Regions from separate parts of the Homo sapiens genome. Here region 1 is linked to region 2. Evidence: read pairs that join two places in POLR2A ChIA-PET (ENCODE). Cell type or tissue: PC-9. All regions are shown on one strand. Region 1 overlaps LY86 (lymphocyte antigen 86). Region 2 has its middle 50 kb from the start of LY86-AS1.

Region 1 (2,500 bases), 52 kb after region 2:
TGCTATCCAGGCAAAATAAAAGAGGCTAAGTACGTATTGTGTTGTTGATTAGCAGCTATAGAATTACACTGTATGTTTATCAATATTTTAAAGGTATAGATAGAAAGAATCAACTAAGGGCGGGAGAAGGAAATAAAGCATTTTCTTGGTACTAGAAACACATTGTTGTTAGGAAAATAATCTCAATAAAGAACAAAGTCACAAAGAAAGCTGTAGGCTGCATCTCTCTGAGGATATGTATATAAAAGCAGAAAGACAGATTGCTTAAAAAGCGCTTAAGGGTTTGGTGAGCTTTCCTAGCAGTTATTTCAAATTTATATGCAAGAGTGATATCTTTGAGTGTAAACATGCAGTTTGTGGTCCTCTTGGGGAAAGTGACATTGGTTCTTCCTCCTCCCCCAACCCCACCCTCTCAAACTCATATCCTTCTCTGTATTTATTTGCATTTCCACTCAGGCACTTTGCATGTTTTATATTACATTATATTTGTTTGTATACCTCTGTCATTCCTCCACTAGATACTGCAAAGCTAACTCCCCAGTGCCAGGGCTATACATAATGTCTTAATATCATACTAAATCTCCAGTGATTGTTTGCTGGATGAATAGTAGTGGTTATTTGTAGTAAATTTGCCGAGAACCTTAAAGCAGGATTCCTCAATGTCATCACTATTGACATTTTGTTTTGGATATCCTTTGTGGTGGGTGCTGTTCTGCACATCATAGGATGTCTAGAAGCATCCCTGGTCTCTACCCACCAGATGCCAGTAGCATCCCCATACCCTCTAGTTGTGAAACCAAAAATATCTCTAGACCTTACCAAAGTATCCATGAGGGATAAACTCACCCCTGGTGGCGATCACTGCTTTAAATAATCACTGTATCAATTTCCAGGCTTTACCTATCCTGCAAATGCCTCAGAATCACCTACCAATATAAAAGATGGTAGGTTGCATTTTAAAGTAGTTCTCCTTCTACAGTATGAACAGTGACGGACAGGCTGAGAGCGGAGAGACTTTCCCTTGGACCCTTGCCTCAGTAACTTTTAATACATGTAAGACGGATCATCTGACTTTGGACTTTCTGAAGCAATAACATCGGAAAGTTAATCAGAGTTGGCGTTCTGGGAATTCAAGGGCAGAGATAAGTGTTTCCTCCAGATACTTCACTGTATTTCAGCAAATGACCTGAGGAAAGAAGTCAAAACTTCATCACGAAATAGAAGACTGTTCATTTTCAATATTTCTTCCTTGGCCTCTATGTGGCACTCCCTTGCTGTCTGTCCTGTTGACTTCTATGGCTTCCACCCAAGGGAGGACAGCATTATAGTGGGTGAATCCAGCACACCCCAAACTGCCCCTGCTCCCCTCTCCCCCGGGCATGTGGGCCCTCGAAGGCAGGCTTCTCCAAACCAGCAGCATGTGAACCCTGCCAGAAGTGAGGAAGAGCTCTAGGAGAGCAGCCAGCAGCATCTGTTTTGCATACAAAGGGCAGCAACAATCAAATCTCTTCTAGAAAAGTTTTCTTGGACATTCATGGAGTAAAATAGAGTTGGATAAACAAGCCAGGTTTAGAGTGAGCAGCGTTTGAACAAATATCAGCTCCAAAGGTATTGTTGTGCCTTCCACCCTCCATTAGTGGCCTAGGCTGGGCTAGACCTGGGCAGCTGTCGAGGGGAGGACAACCTTGTCAGAATGGCTTCTATTAACAGCTAGCAGTGGGCTTTCAACTGGAATCAGTAGGAAGAAGACAAAATCCAATGACACAGACTCTGGAAGTGAAATTCCTCAGCAGAGGATGGTGGGGGCCCGGGTACACTCCACTGGACCAATCCTTGATTTGACTTCAGGCAGCCGGAAAGCTTGGATGTATGTCCCTAAGTCCTGGAGGCCATGGATGTAGCTCCGCCCCCTGTGGCCTCTGCGTTGCTGGCTGGTTAGTTTGAGGCATAGAGGAGGGCCCAACTCTTACACAGCTAGTCCCATTTTCCATATTCTAGCTCTACTTGAGGTTTTTCTTTAGCTTTATATTTTGAAATAATTATATTTTCACAGGAAGTTGCAAAAAGATACAGAGAGGTCTCATATGTCTTTCCCCATCATCCCCCATGGTAAGATCTTACATGGAGGACAATACCAAAACTGGGACATTGACACTGATACAATCCACAAAGTTTATTCAGATGTCACCAGTTTAACAATCATTCGTGTGTGTGTGTGTACAAGCGCATGTATGTGCCTGTTTTTTACATTTCTATTGCTTGGGTTTAAAATGGTTAGAAATTGGTCTTCCTCCTCTCAGGGGAAGGTAGAATTCTTACAGCAGAGTCGCTGTGAAAAGGAGCTGACCCCCCTCCAATCTCACTTCCACCAGCCTTCCACATACTCATGGCCAAGTGCAACCCCAAGATTGCAATGTCCTTCCTGCTTTGTAAAGGTAGTCTTTCTCCCCCTCCCTTTCTCCTAGCTCTCCTCTTCTCTCTTCCTGTCTCTCATTCTTTC
Region 2 (2,500 bases):
ACCCACCAGTCTGCTAGCTTTGGCTCTGCCACTCAACAGTTTGTATCAGCTTGGGAAAGTGCATAATCTGTGAGGCTATTTCTTTGTTTACAATATGGGATTAATAACAGTCCCTAGCCTATGAGATTGCTGTAAGAAGTAAGTTTTGGAATGCATAGAAAGTCTCCAGGGCTCAGGAGCGTGCTGGGTATGTTGTAAGTACACAGTAAGTATTAGCTATTATTATTTTTATTACTACTAATACCTAATTTCTGGTCACGTGCTATTCAATACAATATCCACTGGCTCCTAGTGGCCGTTACAAACTTGAAATGAAGCCAGTCCAAATTGAGATGGGCTGTAAGGATTAAATACAGACTGGATTTTGAAGTCTTAGAGAAAAACAAGAATGTAAAATGTCTTACTAATAATTTTAAAAATTATTTATTACATATTGAAATGATAACATTTTAGATAATTGAAATAAAATGTACTATTACAATTAATTTCACCTTTTTCTTTTTTTTTAAATGTGACTACTAGAAAATTAAAAATTTCCTCTGTGGCTTGCACATCAGGTATTTTTGGGATAAGGTCTAGACAGACAGATGGGGCAGGGGTGGTAAAGTGAACTAGGAAATCATGGTTTACTTTATCAGTATCTGGTGGTTATTAGGGGGTCAGAAGAAGGAGGCAGAAGTTTGGGGGAGGAAATCGATTTCCCAAGGGTATTGTGGATCCTGATATAATTGAACTCCACAGATGCTGAGTGAGGTCGGGGGTGGTCATGTGTGGGAGCAGCACTCAGTCACACGAGTCTGAAGAAAGGATGAAAATCTGGTGGTTCACACAATGGAAGTTTAGAGCAGTACAAGTGTCATTAACCTGGATCCAAGGTGGAGTTTAAGATCCAGCATGGAGCATATTGTTGATGAATAACCAATGGCAGGTTGTTTTCATGGACCTGAGAAAGGAGGCAGAAGTAGAGGGGTAGAAAATCCCCTTCCAGAGGCACTGCTGGTACCCAAATTCAATTCCACAGACCTTGATTGAGAACCTACTATGTTCCAGAACCTCTGTTAGAAACTGGTGAAGACCAGTACCATGCTGTTTTGGTTACTGTAGCCTTGCAATATAGTTTGAAGTCAGGTAGCGTGATGCCTCCAGCTTTGTTCTTTTGGCTTAGGATTGACTTGGCAATGCGGGCTCTTCTTTGGTTCCATATGAACCTTAAAGCAGTTTTTTCCAATTCTGTGAAGAAAGTCTTTGGTAGCTTGATGGGGATGGCATTGAATCTATAAATTGCCTTGGGCAGTATGGCCATTTTCATGATATTGATTCTTCCAACCCATGAGCATGGAATGTTCTTCCATTTGCTTGTATCCTCTTTTATTTCCTTGAGCAGTGGTTTGTAGTTCTCCTTGAAGAGGTCCTTCACATCCCTTGTAAGTTGGATTTCTAGGTATTTTATTCTCTTTGAAGCAATTGTGAATGGGAATTCACTCATGATTTGGCTCTCTGTTTGTCTTATTGGTGTATAAGAATGCTTGTGATTTTTGCACATTGATTTTGTATCCTGAGACTTTGCTGAAGTTGCTTATCAGCTTAAGGAGCTTTTGGGCTGAGACGATGGGGTTTTCTAGATATACAATCATGTCATCTACAAACAGGGATCATTTGACTCTTTTCCTAATTGGATACCCTTTATTTCCTTCTCCTGCCTGATTGCCCTGGCCAGAACTTCCAACACTATGTTGAATAGGAGTGGTGAGAGAGGGCATCCCTGTCTTGTGCCAATTTTCAAAGGGAATGCTTCCAGTTTTTCCCCATTCAGTATGATATTGGCTGTGGGTTTGTCATAGATAGCTCTTATTATTTTGAGATACGTCCCATCAATACCTAATTTATTGAGAGTTTTTAGCATGAAGGGTTGTTGAATTTTGTCAAAGGCCTTTTCTGCATCTATTGAGATAATCATGTGGTTTTTGTCGTTGGTTCTGTTTATATGCTGGATTATGTTTATTGATTTGCATATGTTGAACCAGCCTTGCATCCCAGGGATGAAGCCCACTTGATCATGGTGGATAAGCTTTTTGATGTGCTGCTGGATTCGGTTTGCCAGTATTTTATTGAGGCTTTTTGCATCGATGTTCATCAGGGATATTGGTCTAAAATTCTCTTTTTCTGTTGTGTCTCTGCCAGGCTTTGGTATCAGGATGATGCTGGCCTCAGAAAATAAGTTAGGGAGGAGTCCCTCTTTTTCTATTGATTGAAATAGTCAGAAGGAATTATACCAGCTCTTCTTTGTACCTCTGGTAGAATTCGGCTGTGAATCCATCTGGTCCTGGACTTTTTTTTTGTTGGTAGGCTATTAATTATTGTCTCAATTTCAGAGCCTGTTACTGGTCTATTCAGAGATTCAACTTCTTCTTGGTTTAGTCTTGGGAGGGTGTATCTGTCAGGAATCCATCCATTTCTTCTGGATTTTCTAGTTTATTTGCGTAGAGGTGTTTATAATATT

Evidence for each region. Peaks named below come from ENCODE experiments on the same cell type or tissue, not always from the same donor. Only the 100,000 strongest peaks of a DNase experiment are listed, where the experiment ranks them.
Region 1: POLR2A ChIA-PET joins it to region 2 with 13 read pairs; 7 of 35 experiments call an interaction of 5 or more read pairs at or near these places.

The regions. Positions count from the first base shown.
Region 1 is chr6:6,619,863-6,622,362 of GRCh38, reverse strand. The region is part of intron 1 of LY86 (lymphocyte antigen 86); the gene reads right to left. All of the region lies in intron 1 of LY86-AS1 (LY86 antisense RNA 1), which reads left to right. Among named protein-coding and RNA genes, the nearest start is that of LY86-AS1, 1.7 kb to the left of the region's middle. In PC-9, no CTCF peak of the experiment used is centred here; no DNase peak of the experiment used is centred here; H3K27me3 peaks cover 83 bases.
Region 2 is chr6:6,671,520-6,674,019 of GRCh38, reverse strand. No RefSeq gene overlaps it. Among named protein-coding and RNA genes, the nearest start is that of LY86-AS1, 50 kb to the right of the region's middle. In PC-9, no CTCF peak of the experiment used is centred here; no DNase peak of the experiment used is centred here.